2 separate regions of the Homo sapiens genome follow, and region 2 is linked to region 1. The links are chromatin loops, found by intact Hi-C in ENCODE. Cell type or tissue: CD14-positive monocyte. All regions are shown on one strand. Each heading gives the region's core, and the rest is flanking DNA. Links, peaks and the distances in the headings are about the cores only.

The links. Hi-C counts contacts between places; a loop is a spot of excess contacts. Peaks named below come from ENCODE experiments on the same cell type or tissue, not always from the same donor. Only the 100,000 strongest peaks of a DNase experiment are listed, where the experiment ranks them.
Region 2: a loop joins it to region 1, with 2.1 times the contacts of the local background. A loop is called at or near these places in 2 of 110 quality-filtered maps.

What each region holds. Positions count from the first base shown.
Region 1 is chr16:88,682,491-88,687,862 of GRCh38, forward strand. SNAI3 (snail family transcriptional repressor 3) reads right to left here and starts at 4,017. Exons shown (of 3, transcript NM_178310.4): 1 at 3,841-4,017. The coding sequence starts at 3,916. SNAI3-AS1 (SNAI3 antisense RNA 1) reads left to right here. Exons shown (of 4, transcript NR_024399.1): 4 at 4,301-4,696. RefSeq lists an enhancer at 1-169 and silencers at 3,628-3,787, 3,838-4,297. In CD14-positive monocyte, for the core only: CTCF peaks have their summits at 2,874 (motif pointing left) and 3,076; DNase peaks (open chromatin) are centred at 2,751, 4,201 and 4,681; H3K4me3 peaks cover 3,375 bases; H3K27ac peaks cover 2,104 bases.
Region 2 is chr16:88,588,765-88,594,136 of GRCh38, forward strand. All of the region lies in intron 3 of ZC3H18 (zinc finger CCCH-type containing 18), which reads left to right. Among named protein-coding and RNA genes, the nearest start is that of ZC3H18, 21 kb to the left of the region's middle. RefSeq lists enhancers at 757-1,051, 2,947-3,196. In CD14-positive monocyte, for the core only: no CTCF peak of the experiment used is centred there; a DNase peak (open chromatin) is centred at 3,057; H3K27ac peaks cover 982 bases.

The sequences.
Region 1 (5,372 bases), core at 177-5,176:
TAAGAGTTAAACTCTGTATGTCCCCAAAGCCAAAATCTCCCAACAGCCCTCAATCCCTTTCTTACTCTATATGTGTTAAAATGGATCTCTGGCTCTGTTTCTACCTCCATGCTGAGGCTTTGGGTAGAGACAGACAACCCATAGAATAGGAGAAAATATTTGCAAATCAGACTTCTGATCAGGAATAGCATCTAGAACACTAGAACATATAAAGGATGTTAGCAAGTCGACAATAAAAAGACAAATAATACAATTTTAATATGGGCAAGGGATTTTTTTTTTTTTTTTTTTTTTTTTTTTTTAGAGACGGAGTCTCGCTCTGTTGCCAGGCTGGAGTGCAGTGGCGTGATCTCGGTTCACTGTAACCTCCACCTCCTGGGTTCAAGCGATTCTCCTGCCTCAGCCTCCTGCGTAGCTGGGAGTACAGGCGCCTGCCACCACGCCCGGCTAATTTTTTTGTATTTTTTTTGTAGAGACAGGATTTCACTGTGTTAGCCAGAATGGTCTCGATCTCCTGACCTCGTGATCCACCCTCCTTGGCCTCCCAAAGTGCTGGGATCACAGGCGTGAGCCACCGCACCTGGCCCCCCACCCTTTTTTTTTTTTTTTTTTTGAGACAGAGTCTTGCTCTGTCTCCCAGGCTGGAGTGCAGTGGCGTGAAATCGGCTCACTGCAACCTGCAACCTCCACCTCCCAGGTCCAAATGATTTTCCTGCCTCAGACTCCCAAGTAGCTGGGACTACAGGTGTGCGCCACCATGCCTGGCTAATTTTTTTTTTCCCCCAGATGGAGTCTCGCTCTGTCACCCAGGCTGGAGTGCGATGGCACGATCTGGGCTCATTGCAACCTCTGCCTCCCTGGTTCAAGCAATTCTCCTGCCTCAGCCTCCCAAGTAGCTGGGATTACAGGCATGCGCCACCACGCCTGGCTTATTTTTGTATTCTTAGTAGAGACAGGGTTTTACCATGTTGGCCAGGCTGGTCTCGAACTCTTGACCTTGTGATCCGCCTGCATCAGCCTCCCAAAGTACTGGGATTACAGGCATAAGCCACTGCGCCTGGCCTTTTTTTTTTTTTTTTTTTTTGAGCTGGAGTCTCACTCTTGTCGCCCAGGCTGGAGTGCAATGGCGTGATCTCAGCTCACTGCAACCTCCGCCTCCCAGGTTCAAACAATTCTCCTGCCTCAGCCTCCTGATAGCTGGGATTACAGACACCTGCCACCATGCCCAGCTAATTTTTGTATGTTTAGTAGACGCGGGTTTTTGCCACATTGGCCAGACTCGTCTCAAACTCCTGGCCTCAAGGGATCTGCCCACCTCAGCCTCCCAAAGTGCTGGATTACAAGTGTGAGCCACTGCGCCCGGCCTGGGCAAGGGATCTGAATAACTATTTCTCCAAAGACGATACACAAATGGCCAATGAACACATGCAAAGATGCTCAATGCCATCAGGGAAGCCCAAATCGCAATCACAATGAGATGCTCACACCCAGTAGAACTGAAAAAAATTGACAATAACCAGTGCTGTGAGGATGAGGAGGAATAGGGGATTCAAAGGAACGCCTCCCATCTGCCACTCTCTCCTGACCTGACCTCCTCCCACCCTCAGTTTTCCTAATTACAGAGTCATCAGGTTTCTGTCCACCCAGAAGTGACGGCAATGACAGGCTAAGAGGCAGCGTCCAAGAGAGTTCTGGGGAGACAGCACTGGGGGAGCCCCAGGTTTCCCGGCTTTGCTGGGGCCTCTCTGCAGGAAAAAGTCACCATTTCTTTTTTCCATCTCTAAGACATGGCCACCTTTCTGCCTCCAGGTATTGTCACAGAGCCAGGACCCTGTTTGTGGGCCCAGTGGCTGAGCCCAGAGGCAGGACGGGGCAAGAGACAGTCTCGCCCCGTCAGGCTGACCATGTGTTTCTGCTGGGATTTTAAATGCTTTCCCCATACTCTCTGGGTTTTGCTTGCCTTTTTATTCATGCTGCGGTCCAGATCCTGGGGAGAAGACACTGTTTTGTTTTGTTTTGTTTTGAGACAGAGTCTCGCTCTGTCGCCCAGGTTGGAGTGCAGGGGCGCGATCGTGGCTCACTGCAACCTCCATCTCCCGGGTTCAAGTGATTCTCCTACCTCAGCCTCCTGAGTATCTGGGATTATAGGCACCCGCCAGCACACCGGGGTAACTTCTGTATTTTTAGTAGGGACGGGGTTTCGCCATGTTGGCTGGTTTCGAACTCCTGACCTCAAGTGATCTGCCGTCCTCGACCTCCCAAAGTGCTGAGATTACAGGCATGAGCCGCCACACCCAGCTGAAGAGACTGTTTAAGTACCTTGCTGGCTTCAGGGGTTCCCTGGGGAGCCATAGGAGCCATTTATTTAAAAGGAGAGATTGAGGGGCCCCAAATCCCAGCACCTCAGGTCTATCCTGGGGTAACATCTTGGCAGAAAGTTGCCAGGGCCCCCTGGCTGTCAGAAAGCCAGGCAGCTGGGGCTACAGTGAGGAGGGGAGCGGGGGCGGGGAGCAGAGAGCACTGCGGGGCAGCACGGCTACTCACGACAGTTGCCCACTGGGCCCAGCACAGCTACCCAGATTTGCACACTGGGATGGACCCTAAGCAACACTTTGAAACTTGCAACTATTACCCATGTAAATTCCGCACACATGTGTAGTCACATGCGCATCCACATACACATAACAGAAGCCAGTGTCCTTCACCATGAGCCAGGCACTCCGGCAGTTTCTGCTCTATTTTATTTTACAAAATTGCTGGGGGTGACTGATGAAACTGATTTCAAAATGCACATTTGAAAAGCATGGTCCTAGCTGGCACCCCCTGGTGGCAGCCCGGGCCTCGGGTGTGGGTCCAGGTGGGATCCCCCCCATCCCCAACTCTGGGTTCTGAGCTGGGATAAAGGCCTCTTGGCGGTGTTGCTGGGGGCCACAGCCCCAACAGCGCCCTTCCTGCTCTCCCCCACCGGCCACAGAGCGTGAGTCCCGACCACCGCGTCCGCCGGCGCCCCTCAGTGGGCCTTTGTCCCAAGAAGCTGCCAAGCCAGGTGGGGACTGCTCTCACCGCCCGTGTGGCAGGCTGTCCTCTGAAGGACAGAGTCCTCTTCTCTCGTGTCCCTAAGCCTAGCAGGCAGTGGGAATGAACGGGCAGCCCGGTTGCTGGGCACCCATCTCCCCAGCCTAGCCGGTGTGTGGAGGATTGCAGCCCTTTAGCCCAGCCTGCCCAGGCAAGCCTGCCGGGGTGAGCAGGAGGGCTTCTGGGGTGAAGGGAGGTGGGGGAGGGAGGGAGACCACGGGCGGAGGCTCACCTGAACTGAATGCAGGAGGGGCAGTGCCTTTGCACCAGAAAGAGCCCATGTGTCCTTCTCACCATCCCCTGTGCTTACACCCCCAGTCAGCATGCTCCGGGGGTCCCTGAGCCGGGCCGCCCCAGACGGCCCTCCTTCCCTCCCACCCACCACCCCGCGACCCCTCCCAAACGTGTGCGCCAGGAAGATGACTCCAGGGTGCCTTTAGCTGGGGCTGTAGTGGTTGGGACGGGCGGCTGTATATCAGGGGTGAGTTCCAGGGAGACTTGGGGGCTTAGAAAACTTAGAAAACTTCTCCAAGTTGGGAGAGAATCCCGCCCGCCCTGCCGGAGGCGGGGCTCAGTGCCCTGAAGTGGAGGCGCCCGTGGGCCACCTCCCTCCCTGCAGCCGCAGCCGCTGCGCAGAGGCGCTGGCTCCTTCTCCTCCCACCTGGGACAGGTGTCTCCCCAGCCCCCGCTCCCAGGGGCCTCTCTCTCTCTCCCGCCCCTCAGGGTCGAGTCCCGGCAGGGGCTCGGGGATCGGGTAGTCAGTACCTCTCTGCGTCTCCAGCCGCCGGTAGTTGGGGACCCTGTGGCTGGAGTGCGTTTTCACCAGGAAGGAGCGCGGCATGTTCCCCTCCCGGGCGGCAGGCCGGGGTGGGCTGGGGCGGGAGGGGCGCGCCTGGGTCCGGACTGCTGCGTCCGCCGGCGCTTGAAGGGGTCAGGCTCATTAGCATAGCGCGCCGCCTCCGCCAACCAGCGCCCGGCGCGAGTGGGGCGGGGCCACGGGGGCGGAACTGAGGGCGAGGCGGGGTCTCGGGCAACACGCCCAGGACAGGTGCGCGGGCGGGACGGGGCGGGGAGCGCGTGGCCGCCGGTGTCCTCCCCACGGGAATTCTCTGGCGTGCGCGCCGCCGAGTCACACACCGACCCGTCGGGCCTGGCCACCCACTCGCCGTGAGTGAAGGGCAGAGTTCAAAGCTGTGTGGAAACCGAGCGAGAATCTCTTCCACAGAATGTGGAAGCGTCGGCCGAGCGCGGTCCTTGGAGAACCCTTGCTGCGGAGAATGACGCTCACTCTGCGGCCTGGCCTCGCCTCCCCATCCCTTCTGCAAACTCACAGGACAGGATTGATGGGGAGAGCCCAGGCGAAACGAAGCTGACCCTAGTGACCAGCCCTACTGGCGGCTCTGGAACAGGCCCGGGACCGGTGGCCTGGAGACAGTGGTCCTTTCTGGATGGGCTGCAGTCTCCGAAGGCTTCCCCCACTGGAGTCAGCCCTTTAGGAGTTTGTCCAGTGCCTCCAGAAAGCTGTTTTTTGGGGGACGGAGGACTTGGCCTGGAATTCTGGAATTCCCAGGGGGTCAGACATGGTTATGGGAAGTTTAATAAAACCGGTGAATCACGTGAATTCTGCAACAGCTGCACGTGTGACCTGGGCAATCCGTTTCCCTCCTTTGTGGTCCTGTAGAGCCCTCAGGGTCATAAAAAGCTGGGAGCCGCTGTGTCCAGTGTCTGGGTCTCTTTTGACATGGACATTTCATAACGTTGGGGGCCAGGTGGGGCCGTCTCTGGGCTGGCGTGCACACAGGGTGTCCCTGGCTGTGCCGCCGGCCTGCCTCCCCAGCAGGGCTTCCACCTCAGAGCTGGGTGGCCTTTGCCCCCTGTGGGCCGGGGGTGGAGAAGGTGGGGGGTGGTGAGTCCATGGAAGCTCTGAGGGACAGACAGCAGGGAGGAGGGCCGTGCCACACCAGCATCCCACGTCCCACATCACACGTCCAGGGTGTGAAAAGCTGGGCTAGTATCAGCCCCACTTTGCCAATGAAAAAAAACTAGGCTGTGAGTCTGGGCTCAGCAGCTCACGCCTGTAATCCCAGCACTGTGGGAGGCTGAGACAAGAGGACTGCTTGAGCCCAGGAGTTTGAGACCAGCCTGAAAAACAACATGAGACCCCGTCTCTACAAAAAAAAAAAAAAAAATTATTTTAATTAGCCAGGCGTGGCAACACCCATCTTCAGTCCCAGCTACTCAGGACGCTGAGGAGGGAGGATTGCTTGTTGCAGTAGCCTCCAGGAGGTGGAGGCTGC
Region 2 (5,372 bases), core at 217-5,216, 94 kb before region 1:
AGCTACGTGGGGGGTGGGGGCTGACAGGGGCAGATCACTTGAGCCTGGGAAGTTGAGGCTGCAGTTGTGCCATGATCGTGCCACTGTACTCCAGCCTGGGCGACAGTGAGACTCAGTCTCTTGAAAAAAAAAAAGTCAGAAGCTAGATAAGGCAGCATTTTTGCGGCTTAATCAGGTGTTATCAATAACTCATTTCAGAAGTGTTTTTATTCTGTAGAGTGAGGTGATACGGTACAGAGGAAGTGGCTGATTCTTACCGTTTTCTAGATCATGTCTTCTGCTGCTGCTTTGTTATGAGAAATTTGGACTTAAATGTTTCTGCCTACCTGCAGTTTATATGAAATTGAAATTCTTCAGTTTATGATCTCTCCAATAACAACAAGTTATTTTAAAAACAAAATGAAGTTTGTTGTGTTGGCAAGGATATGGAGATGTTGGAGCCCTCATTCACTGCTCGTGAGAGGGTAAAACGGTGCAGCTGCTTTAGGAAACAGTTCCTCAGAAGCTCCCGGGTACCCACTGTATGACCCAGCAGTTCCACTGCAGGTATGCAGCCAAGAGAAACGGACGTGTGCATTTATGTGAAAGCTTGTGCATTAATGTTCACAGCAGCATAATTTCCAGTAACCAAAGAGAAACAACCCAGGTACCCAAAAAGTGAGGAATGGATAAACAAGTGTGGCCTGTCCATGCAGTGGAATGCTACTTGGCCATAAAGGGAATGAAGCACTGGCTCATGCCACAATGTGGACAAACTTTGAAGACGTGCTGAGTGACAGAAGGGAGCACAGAAGGCCACAGGTCCACAGAGACAGAAAGCAGATTGTGACTCACGCCGCAACGTGGACGAGCCTTGAAGACGTGCTGAGTGACAGAAGGGAGCACGGAAGGCCACAGATCCACAGAGACAGAAAGTAGATTGTGACTCATGCCACAATGTGGACGAGCCTTAAAGACGTGCTGAGTGACAGAAGGGAGCACAGAAGGCCACAGATCCACAGAGACGGAAAGTAGATTGATTCCTCGTTGCCTGGACTGGGGGTGGAGAGTGATAGCTAGTGAGTACAGGATTTCCTCTTTGGGGTGATGGAATGTTCTAGAACTAGCTAGTGGTGATGCTTACACAACTTTGTGAATATACTGCAAACCAGTGAATTGTACACATTAAATGGGAGTATTTTATGTTATGTGAATTGTGTCACAATTAGAAAATTCTTTTCTTAGAAAAAAGTCGGTGGCTGGGCATGGTAGCTCATACCTGGAATCCTAGCACTTTGGGAAGCTGAATGGGGAGGATCACTTGAGCCCAGGAGTTAGAGACCAGCCTGGGCAACATTGCAAGAGCTCATCTTTCTTTTTTAAATTACTTGTAGAGATGGGATCTCACTATATTGCTCAGGCTGGTCTCAAATACTAGGCTCAAGCAATCCTTCCACCTCAGCCTCCCAGAGTATGGGGATGACAGGCATGAGCCACTGCTCAGGCCTCTCTTAGCTTTATCTCCGACACGTTGTGATATAGAGATTAATCATTTAATCGCTTAGTGGACACATTGAGATTTGTGACCAAATGACAGCAAAATGCACTGGGAACACACCTTGCTCACATTTTAGAGATCAGTGCTTTGTGTACGCCTGCCCGGCTCCACAGCACATACACTACAACTGGAGCTGTACTTCTTCATGGGATGTTTTTATCTCTCGTGGGCCTGTGTTGGATCATCAGGACACAAAGTTCTGTCCACAGAGGAGTAAGTAGCATCTTCTTTAAACTGTGTCCCACTTTGGGTTTCTTTATTTCTTTTTTTTTTTTTTTTGAGACAGTGTCTCGCTCTGTCACCCGGGCTGGAGTGCAATGGTGAGATCTCGGCTCGTTGGAACCTCCACCTGGGTTCAAGCTATTCTTCTGTCTCAGACTCCCGAGTAGCTGCGATTACAGGCATCTGCCACCACCCCCAACTCATTTTTGTATTTTTAGCAGACATGGGGTTTCATCATGTTGGCCAGGCTGGTCTCGAACCCCTGACCTCAGGTGATCCGCTCACCTCAGCCTCCCAGAGTGCTGGGATTACAGGTGTGAGCCACCACACCCGGCCCCTACTTTGGGCTTCTGATTTATCCCTCAGTGAACAAGCATCCCAGTCCATTTTTTGGGTCTGATCTCCTTGGCTGTGCTCCCCCTAATTTTTTAAAATTGTGGTGGAATACTTTTTTTTTTTTTTTTTGAGATGGAGTCTTGCTCTGTCACCCAGGCTGGAGTGCAGTGGCACCATCTCGGCTCACTGCAAGCTCTGCCTCCTGGGTTCACGCCATTCTCCTGCCTCAGCCTCCTGAGTAGTTGGAACTACAGGCGCCCGCCACCACGCCCAGGTAATTTTTGTAGTTTTTGGTAGAGACGGAGTTTCACTGTGTTAGCCAGGATGGTCCCGATCTCCTGACCTCGTGATCTGCCCTCCTCGGCCTCCCAAAGTGCTGGGATTACAGGCGTGAGTCACTGCACCTGGCCTTCTGTCTTTTTAAGACTGAATAATAGGTGCGGTGGCTGATGCCTGTAATCATAGCACTTTGGGAGGCCGAGGTGGGTGGATCACTCAAGGTTAGGAGTTCGAGACCAGACTGCTCAACATGGTGAAACCCTGTCTCTACTAAAAATACAAAATTAGCTGGGGGTGGTAGAGCACACCTCTAATTCCAGCTATTTGGGAGGCCAAAGCAGGAGAATCGCTTGAACCCAGTAGGTGGAGGTTGCAGTGAGCCAAGATCACACCACTGCACTCCAGCCTGGGCAACAGAACGAGACTCCGTCTCCAAAAAAAAAAAAAAAGATTGACCAATATTTGTTAGTGTGGAGCAGCTGCATTGGGTGTTTCCCTCATCTGTGGGTGGACACTTGGGTGGTTTCCACCTCTAGGCAATTGTGAATAGAGCTGCTGTGAACGTGGGCGTAAAAATCTCTTCAGACCCTGCTTTCAGCTCTTTCGCATGTGCCTGGCAGTGGAGTTGCTGATGACCTGGTGGTTGTGTGTTTCATCTTTTGTGGAACTGCTGGCAGCGGAGTTTCTGATGACGTGGTGGTTGTGTGTTTCATCTTTTGAGGAACCGCTGGCAGTGGAGTTGCTGATGACCTGGTGGTTGTGTGTTTCATCTTTTGAGGAACCGCTGGCAGCGGAGTTTCTGATGACCTGGTGGTTGTATGTTTCATCTTTTGAGGAACCGCTGGCAGCGGAGTTGCTGATGACCTGGTGGTTGTGTGTTTCATCTTTTGCGGAGCCGCTGGCAGTGGAGTTGCTGATGACCTGGTGGTTGTATGTTTCATGTTTTGAGGAGCCGCCAAGCTGTCTTCCACAGTGGCTGTGCCATTTTACTTTCCCACCAGTGGTGTGGGGGCTTCCAGTTTCTCCACGTCCTCACCATTACTCTGTTCTCTGTTTTTTTTTGATAGTAGCCATTTCAGTGGGTAGGAGGTAATATCTTACTGGGTTTTGATCTGCCTTTCCTGAAGATGGGTGGTGGGGTGTCTTTTTTCATGTGCTTAATAGGTCATTTGTGTATCTTCTTGGAGAAATGTCTTTTGCTCAGTTTTGAATCCTTGCAAAACTGTGTTTAAAGCAGCAGGTCTGAGTGTCATCTGTGAACCCCTGGGAGTCCTTGAGACCCTTTCAGGGGACCCTGAGGTCAAAACTATATTTATTTATTTTTCTTTTTCTTTCATTTTATTTTACTTTTGTGAGATACAGTCTCCCTCTGTTGCCCAGGCTGGAGTGCAATGGCGTGATCTCAGCTCACTTGCAACCTCCACCTCCCGGGTTCAAACGATTCTCCTGCCTCAGCCTCCCGAGTAGCTGAGATTACAGGCGCATGCCACCATGCCTGGCTAATTTTTGTATTTTAGTAGTGGCTAAATTTTGTGTTTCAGTTGGTCAGGCTGGTCTCGAACTCCTGACCTCAAATGATCCGACCGCCTTGGCCTCCCAAATCGAAACTATATTTATAATAACAGTAAGGCTGAGCCAGGCATTCACCATGCACTGGCATTTCGAATGCCACTTTACTTCATGTCTGTGCTGTAGTAGTAAGAACTGTAATTTAATTAAATCTTACACTTGTGTACAGATGTATTATTTATTTTTATTATTCGTAAGTTCTTTTTAAAAAACTTTATTAAAGTAATATTTATGTGCCATGAAATTGACCCATTTTAAGTGTACAGTTCCATGATTATATAAGCATATCCCTATGATAAAGTTTAATTTATAAGTTACGCACAGTAAGAGATTAACAACAATAGCCAATCATAAAATAGAGCAATTGTAATAAAAATGTGAATGTGATCTCTCAAAAGAGCTCACTTTACTGCACTCAGCCACTCAGCCATCTGATGACGTGGGATGAAATATGCTCGCATGATGACACGGAGGCCCTGCCACTTAGCATTGGGCCCCCCTTGACCTCCTGCCAATGCGTCAGAAGGAAGGTCACCTGCCCCCAGTGATCCTGGGTCACTGAGCCACAGTGAGCACAGCACCGCCGTACCCCCAACGGTTGTTGGCCAAGAGGGCTGCTAAGTGACTAGTGGGCAGTTAGCGTCGTGGACAGCTTGCATCTGCTGGACAAAGGGATGATTCGTGTCCCAGGTGGGGCAGAGGAGGTCGGCACAAGATTTCATCACGCTGCTCAGCACAGAACATCATTTAAAACTTAGGAATTATTTTTGGAATTTTCGATTTAGTATTTTCAGACGCAGGTAACTGAAACTGTGGAAAGCCAGAAAGCAGAGCTTCTGTGTGTGTCTCAGTACTCAGCGTGGTGGAGTGGCAGCGTGGGTAGAGCCCCTGCCGGCACCCAAGTCCAGCGGCCTCAAGGGGCAGCACGTGCAAGGCTGGAGCTGCGGCTGACCCTGTGCGCTCTCCGTGGAGCACACATTGATGAGAAAGACTGGCAGACATGCCAGGGAATGCAGATCCGGGTCCTGGCAGGAACAAAGTGAGCCTGTGGCTTCAAGGAGAACAACGGACAGTGTTAGCAGTATTAAAATTGGAGCTTTCAGTTGAAAATTGGACTTTTGTGTGCTCACCAGCTTCTCAGTGTGTCAGGACTTTCTCAGGTGACCATTGCAGGATGTCACAGAATCATGCCTGGGTAAAAGACCCATTCAAAGTTCAAGATAGACCAATGGATTTCAGAAGAACCAAGTTGGAAAAGTGTGGTGATAGGGTTCAATTGCAGCTCGCTGTAAGGAGCCTTCCCTTGCTGAGTGCGGTGTCAGGGAGAAGCTCTGAGCACACTGAAAAGGCTTTTAGATGCCCCTCCCTCTCTAGCTGCATCTCTTCCTGGGGCTGTAATGTCCTCTCCTGCTTGAGCCACAGCGGCCCT